Regions from separate parts of the Homo sapiens genome. Here region 2 is linked to region 1. A link is an interaction called in ENCODE POLR2A ChIA-PET data of the cell type or tissue named here. Cell type or tissue: MCF 10A. All regions are shown on one strand. Links, peaks and the distances in the headings refer to the core of each region. The heading gives the core; the rest is flanking DNA.

Evidence for each region. ChIA-PET counts read pairs that join two places held together with the same protein. Peaks named below come from ENCODE experiments on the same cell type or tissue, not always from the same donor. Only the 100,000 strongest peaks of a DNase experiment are listed, where the experiment ranks them.
Region 2: POLR2A ChIA-PET joins it to region 1 with 5 read pairs; 2 of 35 experiments call an interaction of 5 or more read pairs at or near these places.

Annotation. Positions count from the first base shown.
Region 1 is chr6:53,616,240-53,628,361 of GRCh38, forward strand. No RefSeq gene overlaps it. Among named protein-coding and RNA genes, the nearest start is that of LINC01564, 6.1 kb to the right of the region's middle. RefSeq lists an enhancer at 1-371. In MCF 10A, for the core only: no CTCF peak of the experiment used is centred there; a DNase peak (open chromatin) is centred at 7,512.
Region 2 is chr6:53,680,813-53,692,934 of GRCh38, forward strand. No RefSeq gene overlaps it. Among named protein-coding and RNA genes, the nearest start is that of KLHL31, 21 kb to the left of the region's middle. In MCF 10A, for the core only: no CTCF peak of the experiment used is centred there; no DNase peak of the experiment used is centred there.

The sequences.
Region 1 (12,122 bases), core at 2,732-10,731:
GTCCCTGGGGAAAGCCAAGTCTGCCTGGCTGCCTTGAGAACTCTGGACTGGATTTGACATGGAGGAGTTGGGGATTGTTGCTCAGGGATCAGAACAGTGAAACTCAGGTTAATGAGTAAAGAGTGAGAATATGTGTTTGTATGTTTCTTAATCCCATCTACTAGGTGATTACAAAACTCATTCAAAGTTGAACACAGTAGAGGTATTTCAAGTTGCTTTAGAGAGAGAATTACACACACACAAAAAATCTTTAGGAGCCAGACAACCACTGTGGACACCAATAAGAGAGCTCCAACATTGGTGAGGTATAGACCCGTCAAAGTTGTTGGTAATAACAGCAAGGTCCATCTGGCAAGATTGGTCACCTGTGGTGGAAGTGGTGGTGACAGCAGGGATGCAACTGCAGCAATCAATGATGATGATCTCACTAGGGTGGGGAGGTGTTAAAGGCATCTTCACAGCAGCACAGTGCCCAGAATGCCAAAGAGCAGCAGGATGGATCCAGCATCCTCTCCTGATAAAAGAGGGCTAGAAGACGGGAGGCTCCGGGAAGTCTACTGGGTGAGTATTAGTCCACTCTCACATTGCTATCAAGAAATACCTGATACTGGGTAATTTATAGAGAAAAAAGGTTTAATTGACTCACGGTTCTGCAAGCTGTCCAGGAAGCATAGCGGCTTCTGACTCTGGGGTGGCCTCAGGAAGCTTCCAATCATGGAAGAAGGCAAAGTAGGGGCAGGTATCTCACATGGCAGTAGCAGGAGGAAGAGAGCGAGGGGGAGGTGCCACACACTCTTTAACTACCAGATCTGACAGATAACTCATTGTTCCAAGGGCAGGACAAAGGGGATGCTGCTAAACCATTCATGAGAAATCTGCCCGCATGATCCAATCACCTCCCACCAGGCTCCACCTCCAACACCGGATATTACAATTCAACACAAAATTTGGACAGGAACACAGATCCAAACTATATCAGGGTGGAGCCCTACATCTAATGTTTCTTGCCCTTGCTCTTGGTAGCTAGTGTCTCATTGGACTCTAGTGTCTGCTTGTTCTATTGGATCAGGAGCTCCTTGAGGGGAGGAGCCATATTAAATTCATCTCTGTACCCCTAGTGTTTAGCAGTGTTTTATTGAGTTAGTAAATAAATCCATCTCTATTCTTTATCAAAACTCTGAGCTGTGATGAAAAAGTCACTGTCTCCACCTGTGCTTTGGATCTGTCAGTAGGGCCTTTGCTTCTACAGTAACATCATCCTACACAGAGTAAACACCTACTGAGTGCTGATTATGCCTGCTGTGGTTACTACAATCTCTTAAGTTTGCCTTTAAGCTTTGTATGTAAAATTTTTAATTGCTTTGCTATTTTAATCTGATCACATTCCCCTGGTTCCTCCCTTTTAACTTTAAGCATATGCAATGTGCCCGTTTGCACAACAGTCTGAAGTTTTATTTCTATGATTCCTCCTTTTCTGCACAAATGTTCATGTTTCTCATACTTCCTATTACTTCTGAACATTTTCCTAATGACAGAAGTCATAGAAGCACTCCTTAAAAGTTGATTTTTTGTTTGTTTGTTTGTTTGTTTGTTTTGAGACATTCTGCCACCCAGGTTGGAGTGCAGTGGCATGATCATGGCTCACTGCAGCCTCGACCTCCTGGGCTCAGGTGATCCTCCCACCGAAGCCTCCTGAGTAGCCGGGACTACAGGCACCTGCCACCACACCCAGCTATTTTTTGTATTTTTTGTAGAGATGAGGTTTCACTATGTTGCCAAGGCTGGTCTAGAGCTTCTGGGCTCAAGCAATCTGCCCACCTCAGCCTCCCAAAATGTTAGAATTATAAGCAAGAGCCACTGTACCCAGCCGAGAGCTGATTTTATATTAATATCTACAGCTCTGGTTAGACACAGTCTCAGGGAATTTGTGGCCAGTCTGTAGTGTTGTCTCCTTACTTAAAAAATACTCCTTCCTTGACCTCACTTCAGTGTCTAATTATAATTTCATTTTCTACATCTATCCATGAAAAAAATGTATAGAGTGGGGGGAAATCTACCTTTCCACCTCCATTTCCTCATCATCCACTTCCACCTGAACTTGCTGCCACCTGACTTCAGCTTCACCACCTGTGAACACATCACTTTCTCTAAAGCCTCCCACGCTTTCCTTCTGACCTTGAGCCAGTGGGCTGTTTTCATACTTCTCTTTCATAGTTACTTAGTTGCGTTAACATTGTCAAAAAGTAAAACAAAACTCCCAAGCCTAAAGCCTCCCCTGCTTTGAGACAGTCTCCCCATCCTGACACCTGTGACCCTGAGTTCATCTGCATTATTCCAACCCATCTGGTGAATGAGTTAATGCTGATTTTTGATCATCCAACATGGTGTCAGCCTCCTTCAGCCTTCCAAGGTGAGCCTATGAATTTCCTCCCTTCTAAGTCCACATACGTTTGTTTCCTCCCACTCTGCATCTTTACCCCATTCATGGCACTCTTAACTCCACATAGCCCCTTAGTTTTCTAAACCCATTTAAAACCTTACACCATCAAGGAGAAGCATAGCTTCTTAAACTTTCCCTACTGTAATGGCTTCTCAGGGTTTGTGTGAACAGTGGGGGTTTTTAATTTTTTGGTATAATACTAATTTATCAACACATGTATACTTCTTGGTGAATATGCTTAAGGTTATTTTTTTCATGAGTGTATATTGCTCCCCGAGATCCTTTCTTGCATTTGGGTTTTTTCCAAAATGCTTAATATGGTCCTCCATATGCAGAGGACACTAGCTAAATATTGGTTAAAGTGGGTAACAATTAAAAATGTAATACTCCTGCCAGCTGAGTAAATACTTAACTTGCTTAATATGACCGTGACAATTTGTCCAGACACTGCCATTTCCTGCTTTCAGGGCACTGTTGTCTGTTGCTAACTTATTGCTCCTCTGGGTCTCCTTTTCCTACCTGGTTCAGATGTAGAATGTGGGGCTTACAAAGTTAGAGGAGGACATTTTCTTATGGGTTTTGTTACCTATACCAGTAAGTTAGAAGGAAAAACTCACTAAGGAAAAACCAAACCTAACCATTTTTTACACAGCCAACACAGAGCATTTCACCTCTAGTCTCCAAAATATATAGGGATTTCTCCCCACCAGCAACCAATAAATTCCCTAGCAGATATCAGCTATGTGTACTATAATTTAATTCAATTCTGACACTATCTATCTGGAGATAGCATCAGATCCCACAGAATAAGGGTTCTACCCCACAGGACTGCCCCCACTTCAGAGGCCGATCACGAGTTACAGGTTGTCACCTCTGCTTCTGCTGATCAGCTATAAGTCAAGATTCCCACTACTGTCTCCTTGGGTTCAATTAATTTGCTAGGATGACTTACACAACTCAGAGGAACACCTATTTTTGTTTACTGGTTTATTATAAAGGATACTAAAAAAGATACAGATGAACAGCCAGGAGGAAGAGATGCATAGGCAAGGCATGTGGGAAGGGGCATGGAGCTTCCATGCCCTCTCTGCATGTGCCACCCTCCAGGACTTTCCACACGTTCAGCTATCCAGAAGCTCCTGAACCTGGTCATTTTGAGTTTTTATGAAGGCTTCATCATGTAGGCATGATTGATTAAGTCATGAGCCATTGGTCAGCCCCTGTTTCTTCCCTGGAGGTGAAGGTTGATTGGTGGGACTTTAAGTCCCAACCGTCTAATCATGCCTTGGTCTTTCTGGTGACCAGCCCCCATACGGAAGCTACTTAGGGGTCCCTAGGCATCAGTAATCTCCACAGCATATCAAAGACACTCATCACTTTGGAGATTCCCAAGGGTTTTAGAAGCTGTATGTCAAGAAACAGGAGCAAGCCCAAATACATATTTCATAATATCATAACCATGTGACAACTTATCATAAAGACCAGGTACTCACTTACCAGACTGAATGCCTGTAAGAGTTGATGAAGTTTACTTGAGCGGAGAAGGAACTGATGGAAGCCTCTCGTGCCAGACAGGTTGAAGTTCAGGTTTGCCATACTCTAGTAGTATGATTTTGGCAAAGTTACTTAACTTCTCTGTGCCTCAGTTTCTTGTGCCAATGAAAGGAGATTGAGAAAGTGAATGGGGCAAAATACTAACATTTGATGAATCTGGGTAAAGGGTATACAGGCTTCTATCTACTATTTTTGTAACTTTTCTATAAATTTGAAATTATTTCAAAATAAAAAGTAAAAAAAATACTCTTGTGACTTGGAGACTCAATTTTTCCATTTGCAAGATAGTTGAGTTTTCACATATAGTCTTAAAGAATGATGCTAACATTTTCCGAGTGGCAAACTGGGACATTTTGTCTGAGGAATCTCTTTAAATTTTTTAAAGATAAAAGTCTTTCAAAGATTATAAGTTAAAGCACATTAATAAACAGACTTTTTAAAGAAGACTAAAATATATGACAAGAAATAAAAATGTAATAAACTACCTTTATTGGTTAATAAAAGACTTGAATTTTAAAGTCAGCAGTATATTGATCCACTAGTATTGTTTGAAGAACTCAGTTTGCTCAATAACGAATTTTTTTCCCCAAATTTCATTGCAAATCTTCATTGAAATTGAATTATCATTGTTGACACCTCCAATTCATCCAAAGTTCTTAACCTAACAATATTGCTTCTCAATGTGCCCAGAAGTGAAAAGACAAAATCATGTGTTTTTATTAGGTATGAAATATTCACATTCACAGAATAAAAATCTGTAAGTAAATTTTATCATCTCTAATACAAGGAGATTTTATCATCTCCTTTTGTGTGTTACACTCAGCTAGTAAGTTCTCTTTAAAATACAGTTTTGTGATACAAAGTTAATTTTAAAACCATATTACCAAATAGCAGAGAATGTCAAAAACATGATAAGTTGGCTTTCAGTTTAAAATGGAAATGTACTCCATTGCAACTTTTCCTAATTTTATACAGAGTCATGAAGACACTGAAAAGTGATGAATCCACATAACCATGACACTGGAAATGAAGTTTGAGTGGCAGTCAGAATCTGGGAGGAAGCATTGCTAAGTGAAAATCTTATGGAGCTTGACTAAAAATCCCTGTCAGGAACCGTCAAAAGCTGTGTCCCTGACATGAAAAATCTTGCTGGAAGTTGAGAGAGGTTTATGCCTACTCCGTGATCCGGGAACACAAGACCTTTACCAACCAAAAAAGTGGATAGCTGTTCTTCTGCTGTGAAGGTTAATAAAGGTAAACATTATAATGGCCAGGGCTGGGGTTGAGGCAGAAAGAAGGAAGAAGGAAAGAAAGAAAGAGACAAAGGTAATAATATTAGTAAAGGTAAATAATGTTAGTGTCTCTCAAAACAAAAATAATTTGACAGAAAAAAGAATCATTTTATATTGATAAAAGATGTAATCCATAAAATAGATGTAAAATTCATGAGCTTCTATAGTATTACAATCTTTAAATGGAAAATTGACAGAAATATAATTGTTATAAAAGACATTAAAATATTTTTCTCAAGATTTGGGAAAGACTAAAAAGTAAAACAAGATTGAATGAGTAGGCAGATCTTGAATTTTGTATTTTAAAAGTGGAGAATATACCTTTTCATGCAACCATGGATCATTTGCAGTAGCTGATCATACCACTGGGACACAGAGAAAATTTTACTATGTAATAAAAATGAGAACATGTAGAAGCCACATTCATATGATCAAAACTAACATACACTAAGAAAAGTTTAAACAAAGTCTTCAATCCATGAGTTATCTAACAATTTCTAAAATGAAGTCAGAGTATTTGTTTTTGAAACTTTAAAGTTTATATGTAATCTATAAGACAATATTCATAACAACACTTTATAACAACAAAATGGTGGAAATAACCCAAATGTTTGTTGGTAGAACATACCTATCAATGGAGAACTGTGCAACTATAAATGAGGAGTCTCCAAATATGTTTCTATTTTTATATACTCTGCAGAATGCATTGTTATATGAAAAAAGCAAAAATGGAGGTAAATATACAATGTGCTACCATTTATCCAAAACAGGTAACAAGAATATGAATATACATATATTAAAAATCACAACAGTCCAGGAGTGGTGGCTTATGCCTGAAATCCCAGCACTTTGGGAGATGGAGGTGGAGGATCATTTAAGCCCAGGAGTTTGAGACTAGGCTAAGCAACAGAGTGAGACATTGTCTCTACAAAAAAAAAAAAAAAAAAAAAGTTAGCTGGGCATGGTGGCATGCACCTGTGGTCCTAGCTATTTGGGAGGCTGAGGTGGGAGAATCACTTGAGCCCAGGAGGTCATGGCTGCAGTGAGCTGGGATCATGCCACTACACTCCAGCCTGGGTGACAGAGCAAGACCCTGTCTCAAAACAACAAAAACAACAAAACAAGGGTATAACAAAACAAACAAAACTGAACAAAAATTAAAAATTGTTTACCTATATGGGAACGGAGTAGAGAAAACATGGATTAAAAACAAAACTTCCTGATTATACCTTGTTTTGTAAGTTTGACTTTGGAATGGTGCAAAGATTTTACATAATTATCAAATCAAATTAACAAAAAATTTCTAAAAACTGAAAGGAAAATAAAAATTACTGTATTGAACTAGTTGCTTAACTACACAGAGAGGAACTATATTAAGTAACTTTAAAAAAACAACAGAGATTTAACATACAAACCTAGTGGGATATACCCTAAGAATAAAAAAAAATGCAAATACACTTTATGCCACTTTCAATTATCATGCTGTTTATAATAATACTGGCACTGCTATTCTGAAACTATGGTATATATTACAGGATATGGCAAATAAGTACTTATATTGTTAAGAACTAAGTTGTAAGTATGAGAAAAAAATATAAAAGCGAAGAAGCGCAAACCCTATAATCCTAAACTTGAATTGAAAACATCAGTATGAGCTCATGATATGTTTTCTCTTAACAAAACAAAATAACAACTTATTTCCTAACTCTGCCTGCTAAAAAGGCCTAGAAACAGTGACCAGCTCAGCAGCAATGAGTTCCCATAACACCCAGACTGTAGTTTCTAATACAATTTTTCACTAAAAGGAATCCATATTCTTGGAAAGTCAGCTAATTTGAAGACTGGGGAGCAAAAAATTCAAGAAGGCCTTTATCTTGGTTCTTTTGTGCTGTTATAACAAAGTACCTGAGACTGGGCAATTTATAAAAATCACAACTTTATTTCTCACAATTCTGGAGGCTAAAAGTTCAAGAATAAGGCACCAGCAAGTTCAGTGTCTAGAAAGGACCCAGCGTTTGCTTCGAAGATGGCGCCTTTCTGCTGCATTCTCTGAAGAGGATGGATGCTGTGTCCTCACATTGCAGAAGTCAGAAGGGGAAAAAGGGCCTAAGCTAGTTCCCTGTAGCCTTTTTGCAAGGTACTAATCCATGTCTCGTGGCTGAATCACTTCCCCAAAAGTCTTAACTCCCAACATCACCACAATAGAGATTAAATTTCAACACATGAATTTTGTGAGAACACATTGAAACCACAGCAGTCTTGGAACACATTGTCACACCACAAAGCAAGAACATTTCATTGACCACTAAAGTCGTGTCAGAAAGGACTCAGAATCCAATTTGAATATCTGGCCAAACTTCAGTGGCCAAAAAAGAGACAATTTGAATCAGGGATTGAGACATGGCAGCTTTGTTTAAATCCATGCATTCATAAAAGAACTCTTGGTCACCTATAGAGGGTTCTGGGAAATGAGCTCATTATTTTGAGAACTGGTAAATACAAGGAAAGGATCAAATGTGAATCCTACCTTTCCTGTACTAACTGTACCACAGAGTAACCAAATAGTTGACAAAGGAAGTTTCTCTATTATGAAGTATTCTTGCTAATACATGATTAAGGAATGAGAATTCGAGTATTTGCACATTCGAATGAAATAGTGGATTTAGGCTAAATGTCTAACATCACACTAAGAGAAACAACTGGGCGCCTGCTAACAAAAGTCCTGTCACTATCACCAATGGTGTCTTCTTGCAAAAAATTCCAATTATAAGTGATCAAATTACCTATTAGGGAGTGAGGGCACAGGTAATGCAGAAGACAGCAAACATATGAACAATAGACACCACATGGATGCAATTAGCAAAATCCACAATTCTGGAAATTCTGCAGGGCAAACTGACCTAGTTTCTTCACCATATACATGGCAAGGAGGGACTAGGGGGAGGAAGTGGCAGATGCTCTTGGTGCCCACCCATATCCTCTGTGCCCTTCACTGTGCTCAGCCTTGCTCCCAACTGTCAGTAGCTGCCTTTTGGTGCCTAAGAGCTTTTTTTTTTTTTTCTCCTGAACTGCAGAACGCCAGAAGTGCCAAGCAATTAACAACCCCAGAAGCAACCCTTAACCAATGATTAAATAAAGTGGATGATTACATACCCAAGCTCCTTCAACTCCCAGGGACATAATTCTGAGGTGGGTGTATGTTTATCCCTTTTTCAAGAACTTCCCCGAAGGATTAAGCTTCAGTCACCCACTGGTAAATTGCTTAACAGCTCAACCTCTATGGGTTTGGGTTGCTTTTTCTTGTATCACATGCTGTCTCCTTTATGGTGTACACTGCACTTTCCAAATTGACTACCTATACTTGAATCCTGTCTTAGATGTATTTCTGGAGGAACTCAAACTAAGGCAGATGGGGAACTATAGATTAAATGAAACTTAAGAGATGTCAACCAACTGCAAAGTGTGGAGCTGAGCAAAAAACAAAACAAAACAAAACAAACAAAAAAACTGTTCAAAAAGTTTATGAGACAATCAGGGATATTTAAATACTGACTGAATATTTTATAACATTTAGAAATTATTGGGGTTTTTAGGTGGCATAATACTGATAGGCTTATCTCTAAACCCATGATCAAATATTGGATATTTATAGATGAAATGTTAGGATGTCTGGGATTTGCTTTCAAATTAATATGGAGTGGAGTTGTGATTGGTGATGAGTTGACAATTATTAAAACTGGGCACTAGTATGTGAGACTTTATGATACCATTCTGTCCACTTTTGTAGATGTTGGAAATTTTCCCTAATTAGATACAAAAATGAAAAAAGCTGAAAGCTCTATGGGGATTGTTAATAACTATGTTCTTAGTGCTTAACAGTGTTCAGTACATAGTCAACAAAGAAGCACTCAAAACACTATTCATTGAACAACTGTTTTGTCTTATGTTGGGGATACCAAGGCAAATATTGTTGACATTGACATTTTTAGCTGACATACTGGAAATCTTACCAAGAGTTTTATACAGACTAGAGGAAAAAAATCATTTTATCAATTAGTACAATGTCGGGTTCAAAAAATGTTATACTAGGTCTACTTCTAACTAAAGTATTTTTCAGCTTGTGATTCATCACCGTCTGTGTCTTGAAGGTATATTTGAGTTAACATATATTTTATTAGAATGTGCTGTTTTTTGCCAAAATGCTGGAATTTCTGGGATACTTTGATGATTCAGTTGGACAGAATATGACACTGAATATTTGAAAGCAGGACTTGGTTAGAAAATCTAAGATTGTGAGTGCCGAATTTACCTAGTAGATATATGTTTCTGAAATTTACAAGGTAACTGCTTTTGTTGGGACCAAAACCACACAGCCAATAAAACTAAAACTGTACTGGGAAAATCATTTAAATAAAAGAATAGTATATTAAGTTGGAGGGTAGGGTATATTTGAAGTCTTAGAGGCATGTAAACAGGAACTTGCAAGAAATTCCAGCAGAAATTTTCCACTTTAAAAAATATAGATAAAGCTGGGCACAGTAGGGCATGTCTGTAGTCCCAGCTACTTGGGAGGCTATGGCAGGAGGATCACTTGAGGCCAGGAGTTCAAGGCTGTAATACGCCTAGATTGTACCTGTGAATAGCCACTGCACTCCAGCCTGGGCAACATAGCAAGATTCCATCTCTAAAAAAATATAAATTTGATATAGATGTATCTATATATCTGTCTCTAAAAAATTCTGTCACTTCCATGAGTTCACATTATTGCTGAGATTTATTTTCTTGCAAGATTTTCTAATAACATGATAGTCCTTGTTTTCAAGCTGTCAGGTAGTAAAACAGTAATTTAATTTGGCAATAACATATGACATTCTAAGAAGACGCATTAGAAGGTTTTTAAGAAGTGTACTGAAATATTTTTGGAATGTCCTTCAAACAGGCAAAGTTTAAACTGGAAAGAGCAAAAAGTTAAATATTATATATTTATAAAAAGTCAAACTATTTTTTCCTTACCTGGTTAAAAAGGTGTTACCAAGGTCGCAAAATAGCTTTGTATATTAAAAATTTTTTTTATTGGATTAATTCCTAGTTGTAGTTTAGCTACTTATTTTTGTTTTTCATTTATCTTTTTCACCTCTATGTAGCTTATGTTATTAAGTTATGTTATTAAGTTTTTAAATAAAACCTAGGAGGCTTCTTAATTCTTTATGAAAAATTCTGTGAGAATAACTAGCTAAATTTTAAAACTACAACCAAATAAGATTGACATAATAATATGCATATACATTGCTCTTCTCACATTAACAATAATAGATTTGTATCTTCTAAGATATCTCTGAGAATAAAATTTCCAGCCATATCATCAGCTAAATTAACTCAAATTTACTATCTGGATTTGGCTGTTTCACTTGTAGGTTAAAAGTTAAAAGGTTTGCTATTTCTTGGAATCAAAGGTTATTTAATGAAAGAAGATTAATTTCAATAAATGATGCATTTAAAGTTTTTTCCAACAAAGAGTGTAAGAGATTTATCACAGGTTCTAAATAACAAATTTAATTTCCCTAACATGTTAAGGAGAATTTTGGTTCCCGCAGAGGACTGAGTGGACTAATCATTTATAATAAGACTGACTTTAAACTTCCTTTTAACTTGACAGTAGTTAATTCTAACTTTATTAAATTAGAATCCCCATTAATTCACCCATTTTTCTTTCACCAATTTTGTTTTACAATTAAGGTTTATCTGCAGAGTTCTGTTTTGACCATTATGCTGAAAGTGCTGAGTTCTGCTGTTTGCCTTCCTTCAGCCTTTCTGGCTGAATGGCTTCCTGAATCTTCTCAGAGGTTTCCCTCTGAGCCCATGATGGGGTTCTAAAAGCACATTCTGTTCATGTACTGGGATAGTGGGATGTGAGGGCAGAGAAGTTCTTCCTGAGCATGAGTCCTTCATCCTCTACCCACTGTTTTATAAACCTGTCTCAAATTCCATGCACTTTTGGACCCAGTTACTTGAACTCTCAGGAGCAGGTACTTTGTCACCTCCAGAGGGAAGGCCAGCATCCTCCTAGCGGGTACTGCTGTGTGCTTGCCCCTGAGCCAGGAGCTTTGCATTTGCTCTCTCATTTGATCCCCTCAACAACCCTAGTAGTGAGGAAATATCTATTTCATACATGAGGAAATTGAGGCCCAGAGAAGGCACTGGCTGCTTAGCTGTGTGCTGTCACCCTGTTGAAACCAACGCCTCCTGCCTACACTGCCACTGCCTGTATAAACTGGTGCCACCCACGGTTATATGGCAGAAAGCAGTGCTTCGAGAAAATGGACCAGCAACCGCCATGTGTTGAACAGGCTATGGGCAGGAGGAAATAAAGCAGTTATAGCACCTGGGGGTGGAAGTCAAGGCAGTAACCAAAATAAAGTGGGAGCACGGAAAAAAGCTGGGGAAATAAAAAGGTTCAAATTTCACATTTCCTCATGAAGTCCAGATCAAGTTGGAGCTTGTTTAATAGCAGAAATTAGGCAGCCAGACCTGTCTGTAGGGCAAAGAAATTTTTGTTGAAAAGCCCAGCAAGTATTTACTCCGCTGTAACAGAGTCTTTTTCTAACTCCAGGATCTTTTCTTTGTGTGCTCTGTAGAATGAAGTGTGCTTGTTTTGGTGGGGATACATTTACACAGTTCTCCATGTTTTGTTTCATCTTTCCTCTCCGTGTTGTTGCTCTCTTTTTCCTTTGCTCTATCCAAAGATATCAGCCAAAGAAGCCAAGAAAAATGTTATCTTTACTTTAGAATTAGGGATTTCAGATATGGGTAGATGGCTCTGTTAGGCAGAAGTGTCA
Region 2 (12,122 bases), core at 1,520-9,519, 63 kb after region 1:
TAACAGAAATAATAGCAAATGTGAACATTCAAAGTCAATCTCTATACCAATAGCACCCCTCAGCCCAGCTTCCTTCTCTGTCTATTTAGACTTGTTCTGATAGATATTTCAAGGGTGATCTCAATTGTACTCATGGAAAATAGCATTTCTGGGAAAGATTTCTACAAGGCTGAATTCTTCCTGTTGACTAATTCTCCTACATATAGTATTTCCATGTATAGCAGCAACTTCATCCACAGTTGCTCAGATAATTTTAAACGCCACTTAAAGGTTTAACAGGAACACTTTTGGTCCCATCTGTGGGGGTGGGAGGGCTAGGCTCTAAGAACAGAATTAAACTCATATTTTGAAGTGTAGTATGCAAATCAGGTTGCCAAAACAACTGCTTCTGTGACTCTTAGAAGAGATTTAAGATGGAGCCAAGAGTTGAGACAAAGGCTAAAGAGATCAGAGAATGAGAATCGAGGATTCCTAAGGTGAAAGTTTTTGAAGGATTGTGGCATTTTCCCATTCTTTTGGTGAGGGAAGAAGTGTGCTTCCCCTCTTCTTAATCCAAGTGAGAAAGACTTTGGGGGAGTCACATAAGGAACTTGATCTATGTCCTCTGGAATTCAGTGGACTAGTGTCTGAACTCTGAGGATGGCTGTTCAGGTTGTACAATGCACAACTCTAGAAGGTCCCATTCACATAGACAACAATGTTTAGAAATCTGCAAACTATATTTGGAGACTCTGGGTGTCTGACTCTCCTAGAGGTAAGCTATGGTGGTTGGAGCTGCAGTTAGTTAATTGCAAAGAGGAAAACAAGGGCACTAGGAGCAAGTTGGAGTTTCACCAACAATGAGACAAGGATGTGAGAGTTTTTCAGCTTGGCCACGTGGGTCCATGTAAGGAAACCAGCCTGAAGCCTTCTTGAGAAGGTCCTTAGGGGAAAAAAACCTAGAGAGGACCCCTCCAACTGAAAGCCAGAGGGCTGAGTGTTGGCAGTGAAAGTGGCCAGGCATTGGAGTGGCTGTCCTCATCATGGACAGTGCAGTGGGGATTTCCCATGGGGCAAAGAACCCCATGAGAGTCCACCCTGAGCACTCAACCTCAATGAGCAGCAACGCCAGATCACAGAGGTTCCGTCCATGTGCCCTTTGCATAACCCCAGCCCTGGGCCCAGTCCTGGAGGGAATAGAAAGACAGCTTGTGAGGGGAAGCATCGGAAGAGGAAAAGATGCCAACCATGCCCTAAGCCCCCAGCCCCAGACTCCCAAGACCCTCACTCTAGGCTTGTAGGCCAAAGTCAGGTGTCAGCCCAGGGAGGGTAAAAAATTTGGAATTTGGTTATTACACTAAATTGAACATTTTAATTACTAAAATAAGACTTCTGTTAAGACCAAAGGTGAGCTCAGGATATTTAAAACCTTTAAGTGACTGGGAGATCTGCTTGAGACTTCATATAAGAACAGGGAAAGAATCAGCCCATTCAGTAGGTATAAAGGAGGAGGGATTGGGGAGGAGTCGATATTGCTCTCTTTGTAGCCTGTTGAGCTCCAAACCTTCAGTAAGCAGGCCTGAAGCATTTTATTTTAACGTGAGATATATAAATGTACACTTATCCCCAATCTTTTGATGTAGAGCCAAGACCTTTTGTGCAAGCACAGGCAACTGATCTTTCTTAAACTCACCCACAAAACAGCAACTATGAGTTCCAATTTTGGCTTCCTCACATTGGATTGAAAATGTTAAGAAATTTGCAAAACAACCCAAATATAGTTTAAAATGTATACGATTCATTTTCTCTTGTCTTCTACAGTTGTCTCACCCACACCCGTTTTTTGAAATGAAAATGGGTGTGGGTGAGACAACTGTAAAAGGCCTTTTGAAAGCATTTAGTTTAGTGGTTCATAGAAACAACCACTCTTTTTATACTCATATGTCATTGGTTTACATAATATTTAATTAAATTATGTAACTCAGCAACAAGTACTATTGGCATAAACAGCAGAGCACATGCCCAGCTGACCCTTGGTAAAGGCACGCTTGAATTTGTGGGAGCAGAAGCACATGGCTGTACTGGAGAGTAGCCCGCTCATGGTGAGCTTTCCATGTGTCCTGATCATCTGTCTCCAGATCTTACTGAGAGACAGAGCATGCAGGATTATCTAGGGAGCTGGTAAATGGACAACAATCTACTGAGGCGCCATTATTTTAGGTCCAATATTTGAGATGTAAACACCATCATAAAAGCTACCATTGACTGAGTATCTACCATGTGCCAGGCAGGGCACTGGGCACTTTACACACACTTTAAATGAATAAAACCTCATTTAGCTTTCACAGATAATACTTTCCTTCATTTTACAGTTGAGGAAACTGAAATGTACAGAAATTAAATAACTTACTCTAGGTCACGTAGGCAATAAATGAATAATCAGTGCTTCTCAAACTCTAAAGTGCAAACAAATCACCAGGGGGGTATTATTTAAATGAAAACTTTGAAATAGTAGGTCTGGGGTGGGGCCTGAGATTTTGCACTTCTAAGAAGCGCCCAGATACTGTTGCTGCTGCTGGTCTGCAGACCAAATCTTGAAAATCCTGATATCCTAACTTAACTGCTCTGAGATGGAGCCCAGGCATCCCTGTTTTCTAAAAGCTCTCCAGGAATCTTTCGTAAACAGAGTGGAGATAATTGTTCCTCCAGGAAAGGCAGAAAAGTTGTGGAAGTGGATTGACTTAGTGATACTTGGTTTCAAATACCTTAATTTTTAAAAAAATGTGTTTTAAAAATACAGTAGTGCCCAGGCGCGGTGGCTCACGCCTATAATCCCAGCACTTTGGGAAGCTGAGGCAGGCAGATCACCATAGATCGGGAGATAGAGACCATCCTGGCCAACATGGCGAAACCCCATCTCTACTAAAAATACAAAAATTAGCCAGGTGTGGTGGCACGCGCCTGTAATTCTAGCTACTCAGGAGGCTGAGGGAGGAGAATTGCTTAAACCCAGGAGGCAGACGTTGCAGTGAGCTGAGATCACACCATTGCACTCCAGCCTGGGTGACAAGAACGAAACTCCGTATCAAACAAAACAAAACAAACAAACAAAAAATAGTAATGAATTTGAACCAATATACAAGTTTATAAAATAAAAGGTAAAAATCTTCCTCCTTTAACAAGAGTTTTTGAAAATAAAATATAATCAAGCTATTTACTGCACACACTTATGCAACAATTTTCTAACTCCATGATGTATCATACATTTCTTTTGTAGTAAGTATACACTACTATAATCTGCTTCATCTTACTTCATCCTTATTGATAATGCATTGTATTCCATAGCACAATGAAACCATAATTTATCTATTCCTTCATAGGTGGGCATTAAGCTGACTCTAATTTTTTTCAGTTTTACAGATAATGCTTTGTGCATATATCCATGGGCATGTGTATAAGTCATTCTGTAGAATCAACTTCTAGATGTGAAATTGCTGGTTTATTTAAAAAGCTATTCTCAAATACAAGGTTCACTGAATTACACTTGTGCCATCATATATAAAAATGCCTCCTTTCCTCCACCACCTTGAAATACTGGGTATTATCAATCTTTTGTGTATTAAGCAATACAATATATGAAAGGTGGTTCTCAATGATTCTTAATTTGTGTGTCATGAATGCATGAGGATGAAAATCTTTTAATATGTGCATTAGACTTAATATTTCTTCTTTTATGGCTTGTATGTCTATATCCTTTTGCCCTGTTAGTTATTTGGTTGCTTATCTATTTTATATTATTTGTCTCTTATATATGCTGCAAATGTCATCCTCCCAGCCTAATACTCGCTTTTTTTTTTTCTTTTGAGACAGGGTCTTGCTCTGTTGCCCAGGCTGGAGTGCAGTGGTACAATCACAGCACACTGCAGCCTTGACCTCCCAGGCTCAAGCGACCCTTCCACCTCAGCCTCTCAAGTAGCAGCTGGGATGGTGCATACCACCATGCCCAGCTAATTTTTAATCTTTTGTAAACACAGGGTCTCACCATGTTGCCTAGGCTAGCCTCAAACTCCTGGACTCAAGCCATCCTCCCACCTTGGCCCTCCAAAGTGCTGGGATTACAGGTGTGAGCCACTGCTCTGGGCCTACGGTTCACTTTTTAAATTTATTTTACAATATTTTACAGAATTGTTTCATTTCTTTATGTCAAGTCTGTCAATTTTCTTCCATGATTTATTTCTGTTTTACTTCTTATTTAGGAAAGACTTCCTCATCCTCAAATTATAAAATACATATCCCTGTTTTTTCCATCTGTCACTCATTAATTCATGTGATCATTAATCCTTATGCAAAATATATTCTGTATATAAAGTAGAATTATGACTTGAAGTTAGAGGGGTTTTTTTGTGTCTTTTACTCCCAAATACCATCCTCAGCACCATTCGTTGAACAGACCATCATTAATCCTGGATTTGAAATGCCCTCTTTATTAAACGATAGAAGTCTCATCATTAAATTTATTAAACGATAGAAATGTCATATGCACAAGTCTCATCTTCTCCTTTCATCCCTTTTCTTCCATGCCTGCCTCAAGTTGTTTTAATTTCTGTAGTTTTATAGAACTTCTGGAAAGACCAGTCTGTTATTATTTTTTAGTTTTTCTTCCTTTTTTAAAACCAAATTTTTTTTCTACTTTTCTTTAGATGAATTTCAAATGCCCATATCCGGTTCTAAAGCAAAGTTGCATTGGAATTTTTACTGAAATTTTATTCTAATGATCCACTAGTATGGGGAAAATTGACATCTTTATAGTATTGAATGTTCCATGCAGAAACAAGGTATGTCACTTCATTTATTCAGATAAAATATTTTATATAGTCTTCACAAATGTAGATTTGCACATAACAAGAGTTAGGTTTATTCCTGGATTAATATATATAAGGGAATAAATAATCTTTAAATACATTTATCTTTTTTTTTTTTTTTTTTTTTTGAGACAGAGTCTTGCTCTGTTGCCCAGGAGTCCAGTGGCGCGATCTCAGCTCACTGCAAGTTCCACCTCCCAGGTTCAAGCAATTCTCCTGCCTTAGCCTCCTGAGCAGCTGGGATTACAGGCACATGCCACCATGTATGGCTAATTTTTCTATCTTTAGTAGAGACGGGGTTTTGCCATGTTGGCCAGACTAGTCTCAAACTGTCAACCTCAGGTGATCCACCAGCTTCGGCCTGCCAAAGTGCTGGGATTACAGGCATGAGCCACTGCACCCGGCCTATATTTATCTTCATATATATATTTACATATATACACAAATACATATACACATATTTATATATATACATATATTTACATATGTACTATATATGTAAATATATATATCCTTTTCCAAATCATCATTCTAACTGATTATTGCTGATATATGATAGCTACTACTTTAAAAGTATTTTTCTTCCAATTAAGCGGCTTACCAGAGTCTCATAAGATCTAATCATTTTATGAATTATCTTTGGAGCTATAGAGCTTTTATTTGGCAAAATTCATTTATTAAAAATTCTACTTTCAACTATGAAGCTAATAAGCACTCAATAAAGAAAATTAGAAATCTAGAAAAAAATTACCCCAACAACTGATAACGACTAGTATCATTTTGCTTGCATCAGTTTTCATTCTTTTTATATTGCATAATTTCTTTTACATAATTGTAATCACACAGTATAACTAACTGGGTGTACTTTCTAAAAGAATAAATGCCTTCAATATGCAAAGCTCTTTTGCTGGGAGTTTGTTTTATAAGGAGCTGTGTGCTTCTCACTAATGTGCAGAAATGCTAATGTAAGTTCTGCTACTGAGAGTTACTGAGTTCAGTTTGGTCCCTTCTTTTGCTGCAGGCCTGGCTTGGTGACATTTCTACCACCCAATTATAGTTCAGCGTAACAATCTCTCTCTCTTTGCACCACACATAGCTGCTGACCTCACTGCACACTCAGCCGTTCCATTTTAGGCTTCAGCCAGAATCACTCTTACAGCACAGGTGAGGTGGAGATTGCTAGGGGTTTACAATTCCATTTAGAACGCTGAATAGATCTCGATCCACATAATTGAGATTTCTTAAGATAATTTTCTAAGAACATTTCTCATGTGACTTGTTTACACAAGTGTGTACACAGTTTGGGTTTGGATGGGTTGATTTGCTTTTTCTTCTGGATTAAAATTTTATATCCTCACTTGTTCATTTTGTTACCTATATGAAATACTCTTTCTTTCCATAACTTTCTACTTATTCACCTTAACAGAGGATTTCTCTGCCTTCTTATATAAAATAGAAACCCCAGCTCTAATTCCCCTGGCCAGACCCACCTCAGGCTTATTCAGGGCTGGACAAAGGTAAAAATGGAGGCCCATATATCCTATGTCTAAGGTCCAGTAGGGCTTCATGAATGCACATGTTAACACCTCAGTCAGTCCGTCCTAGCGCCCTCAACATGCCTCTTCCAAAAGCTGCCTTTGACTTCCCACGGGGCCTACAGGCACACAGACCTGTGGTGAGCTTCATTTTGAAAGGATGAGGCCAATCAGGCCCTCTCTTAGTGCAGGTAATTCCATGATCCTGGGCAACTTGGAGCATAATTGTCAGGCAGTGCTGTGGGCTACATGTGGGCATGTGTCCTTCGCTCTCAGAATTCCAGCTCCGTGAGGGGGGTCATGGCTGGAGGAGGCATGTGCGGGGCCCAGGGCTCCTTTTGCCTGTATCTAAGGGTCTTGCCCATTGGCACACCCTATTTCCCTTGCTTGACCAGGTAGTTTTCCATTGTAATTATCACCATTTATTTATTTATTTATTTATTTATTTATTTATTTATTTATTATTTGTCTCTTACTAAAGCAAGCTCCACAAGGGAAAGAACTTAATTTTGTTCACAACTTTACTCGTAGCACTTAGAAGTGCTTTGATCAGGAAATAATAAATACTTTTCAAGTAAGTGAATGAATGGATTCTGAACTATTGTGAATAACATATATAGCATTAGTAGAGGGGATAACACAGAAATTATGTGTCTGAAAATTTACTCCTCTTTGTGAGATAGCAACAGACAATATAATTAAATATGTCAACAGACAGAACTGTGCATTATATTCCCTATTTCTTCACATCTGTCGTTCCCTAGTTAAATGCTCTAATTTCTATATAACATTAACTGGTGAAGTTGTGAGAATTAAACAAGATAGCATGATGGGTCTAACCTGATTTTTTTCTTTTTTCTTTTTTCGAGACGGAGTCTCTCTTTGCCGCCCAGGCTGGAGTGCAGTGGCGCAATCGCGGCTCACTGTAGCCTCCGCCTCCTGGATTCAATCGATTCTCCTGCCTCAGCCTCCCAGTGATTTTTTTCTTATTGTCCCAGTTCATTTGCCAAAAGTCCAAGCTTTCCCATTTGTTAGAAATGCTTCTTTACTAAAATAAATTAAATTGAATTTACTTAAATTGATTCTTGTTCTATTAATTTATTTTTTTACTACTGAGCCAAATACCACACTTTTTTTTTTTTTTCTTTTGGGACAGTCTCCCTCTGTTGCCCAGGCTGGAGTGCAATGGCCCGATCTCAGTTCACTTCAACCTCTGCCTCCCGGGTTCAAGCAATTCTCCTGCCTCAGCCCCCTGAGTAGCTGGGATTACAGGCGCCCACCACCACACCTGGCTAATTTTTTGTATTTCTTTTGTAGAGACGTGGTTTCACCATGTTGGCCTAGCTGGTCTCGAACTTCTGACTTCAGGTGATCCACCCATCTAGGCCTCTAAAGTGCTGAGATTACAGGCGTGAGCCACTGTGCCGGCCTACCACACTATATTAATTATAACAGCTTTAGAGTATGTTATGATATCTGGAGGACAATTGACACCTCACTGTTTTTTCTCTGTCAAAGTTTATTTGTCTAGTCTTGTGAATTTTATCTTCCATGTTAACTTTACAATCATCTTAAAAAATTCTCTAAAGTAACCTGCTTATAATTCTGATTGGCATTATATTTACTTCACTGATTGATTTGTGACATGTTGACATTTTGAATATTGAAGCAGCCAGTCTTTTTATTAGGTCTTCCTTTTGTTCTTCAACAAAGTTTCATAATTAAAATAATACAATGTGCATTTGCTATTGGTGTGGTTTTGTGACTTTTAATTTTTTACTACAGAATCTTTCTTCCACTACTTTATCTAGTTGATTATTGCTGGTGTAGCAAATATTTCTAGCCTCCTCCCAACAACTATTCTCTTCTTCCATTCCACCCTTTCTTTTCCTTTCCAACTATAAGATTACCTTTTCCAAACTCTCTTAACCATGTGACTAAATGAGTTGTTCTGGGAAATTTACAGTGAGACTTCTAGGAAGTCTCCTTTAATGGGAAAAAATTCATGCTTCATTGTGAAGTCCTTATTAGTGGTAGATGAGTAATTATTTTTGTTTTCTCCTATGGTTATTGTTCTAGTTACTATTCTGTCTTTTTGAGTTAATCTTAATAATTTATGTTTTTCTAGATAATTGATAAAAATATATAGATTTATAAACTTATTGGTATTAAGTTGACTATAGTATGTTCTTGTAATTGTCTACTTCTCCACTGTCCTTGTAGTTATAGACTCCATTCTTCTTTTGGTCTCCCTTGCATTACTCATAAAGTCTAAATAATCAAAATTATTAGTCCATACAGCAGATTGACTGTCACACTAAGATCATAGAACCTAAGTTCTGAATTAATATGTATTAAAAAGGGCCAAATCAAGAAATATCAGTTACTGAGAAACTTTGGTAGGCACACACAATAGTTCAACCCAAGCTTTCTCCTAACTCTCTCATGCTACTGACTAAGTCCTGCTCTATTATACAAGCATTAATGATTATTTTTTAGTCTACACAGAGGATATATGGGAAAAAAATGTTGATTTTTTTTTTAAAAGACAAAAGTGTGCCTTACTTGCAGAACAGGCATTATGTAAGGTAAACATCATATTGGTCCATATCACAAAATCAATTTGAAAAGTTAAAATTATAATATTTTGTGTGAATTATTTTCAGATCTGTATTTGTACAAATATACAGAATCTGTTTCTTCAAATATGTGTAGAAATATATGCTATAAATATCTTCCATACACATACGCACGAGCATGAGTTTTACATACTGAGTATGGCTTGCGTTCCTGACTCCAACTCACAATTTATGTGATATCCAAACTGTTTTAATTTATCCATAGAAATAATGCAATGAATGTGACAAGCCTATGATGAATGAGATGTCAACATGATGGCGGTGACATGATACAAAAAACTCCAACATGTACATCGAATTGTACGTATACGGTTGAGAGATGATCCAATTTACAGAACAGATATTTTTCAGTGGGACTTGTTTGGTCTTTTCATTGACACCAAACATTAAAATAGCAGTAGCACGAAGCCACTGTCATCTAAAAGTTTGAACCTGAAAAGCTTACCTTCAAAGTGCACATTTAACCCCAGAATGTTCTTAACAAGGTCATAAGAGAAAATCTTAGGTGTTTCATGTGTTCAAACACAATAAAAAGCTTCAAGAAGAATTTTATCCTGGTAAAGGAGATTTCAGTTTCTTGGTCACAAGGAAAAATTCTTTGGCACTAAATAGCACTTGCTCATTACCATATATAAAACCGTTAGGGGTGAGTATGGAGATGCCCTTATCTATAAATTGTTTAGTATCACTTTCTTTAGTATTTAAATTATTTAACCATCTAATTGAAATATCAATAAATACTTTCTTCGTCCTAGTCACTTTTTACCCTCCTACTTTGTAAACATCCTAGAAGCCCCATATTCTAATATTTATATGTTTTGAGTTTACTGAGGACTACCTGCATTGCAATAAAATTAACACCTATGATGTACTTTCCAATGCTTACTCTATTTCACCCCTTGCCACCTCTTGCCAGTGGGTGGCTGTCTCTTGGGAGAACTATCAGAAAGACAGTCAGTCCTAGTAAACTTCCACGTTCCCCACCATTCAAGGGATACTTATGTATCCTGCCACGCCAAATGGTGGATGTGTAGGGTGTTCCTCTGCTGCTCCCTCTCAGCCCTGCCATCTCTCTCAATTCTCCTTTCCCTGAGTCAGCTTGGATAGATCTATTGAAACAGAGAAAAGAGAATCAAAACTCCCTTTCTGCCCAGAGTTTGGGGAGAGGAGACTACCTTCCCCTGTGCTACCTGATTGTCTTCGTATAATGATTGGGATTGGGGTGGGTGGGTTGGGGCACAAAAACTGGTTCTTCAATTGGTGTTACTCTATCAGATCTGTGGCTGGCTTCAGCTGCTAGATGTAGGGTGTAGTAGTGCCTTTTTTCCACCTCTTTGAGCCTTAGCAAAATTCTCTACAACAGGAGAAAGCATTTGCCTAATATCCTATTACTCTGGTACAATACCTATCACTTTGTGAGTTGGGATGGTGAAATCTGGGGTGTGAGGAAGTGTTTGTGAGTCTTTCAGGCATGAGAAGTAGATGATTTTACAATGTAGCTGCACTCACACAAGGGACTAACACCAGGAGTAAACTTGGGATGTGAGCCTGGGCCTTGCTCAAGTGGAAATGAGCTGATATGTCTGCAAATGGCAGCTAAAATGTTCAGTTAAGATGAGGCTTTTGCCATTTGGAAGTGGGCCAACCTCAATAAATGGCTGTGCACCTGTTTATCAGAAGAATCTTAAAATGATAATACCAAGAGAGCAGAAATATTTACACAGTTGAATAAGTCAGGGTGAGGTTTTTGTTGTTGTTGTTGTTGTTTTGTTTTGTTTTGTTTTTTTCCTTCAAGTCAGTTAAATAGGCTTTTACTTTTTGTTTCAATTGTAAAGGGTCTCAATTCTTAGTGTAACTACATAGGACTTGACGTGTAATAAGTGGTGAGCTGAGCTTTAGATTTGCATACCTAAAAACACTGCATAGAGCATGCTCAGACCTGTACTTTACAAAAGCAGCAACAAGGTAATCATTTCTAAGGAGCTGACTGGACTGAGTATATCCCCTACTAATAGCAGACTCCAGAAGAGTCCTTAGAATCTGTGCCGCTCCTCTCCAGCAAGTAAAATTTTCAGTTGAGAGTGCTGAGCAGTACAGCTGGACAGAGTTTAACAAGGACAAGACATTCCCAAGCCTTATCCTGGCTATTTCCTATGAATTTCTAGATTAGCACAAATTGAGAACCGAAACTATTTGCTCACAGCTGGCACTGAGCTAAGGCATCTTCATTTGTTGCAAATGCCTGCCAATACTAAAAAAAGAATTCATTTCACCAGTAGCTTAGATTACTGATTAAGTAGGTTCCAATTTAAGCTGTTTTAAACAACCACACTAAAATTAACCAAATAGCTATGTTACTTTAAAATAGTGCCTGAAACATATAGGCAATCAATAAACATGTGCTCGATGGGAGAATAAAGCTTTGATATTTATGAGATAAGCAGGGAGATACAATGAGAAGATTGGAAGAGCTATTGGATTTAATGCCTGTGACTTGAGGTTCTGCTAATACCAGCCCATGTGAAAACAGCATTCATTCAGTTCCTCAATCCTAATACCCAACAGTGATTCTGAATGACTCACTTTCTTCCCCCAACCCAACAATCTTTCAGCAAGTCCTGCCAGGTCTACCTCCAAAATATAACAAATTTGCCTATTTTCTCCAACTCCACTGCCCCAGACTCCCTGCTGCCATTCACACGCACTTAGCAGACACATAGAAAGTTCCATGTCATTTCTCTGTTACCTTCCTCCAGTGGTCCTATTGTCAGGGTCCGCATAGCCCTTCATGATCCGATCTCTGCCTCCTTTGCTCACCTCCTTTTGTGCCTTCTCCTGTCTTGTCTAATGCATTGCAGACATACTGGCCTGGTTTTTTTCCTCAAACATGACCTGTGGCCTTTGCATTTGGTGTTCCCTGTGCCTTGAATATTCCTTGTATGGCTTGCTGCTACTTCTCACCCAGGTCATGGCTCAAATATCATCTCTTTTGAGATGCCCTCCCTGGCCTCCTTAGTCCATGCTCAATCACTCTTCATTGGACTAGCATGCTTTACTCTCCACAGAGCACCTACCACAATCTGCCATTCTTCGTGTACTGTGTCCCT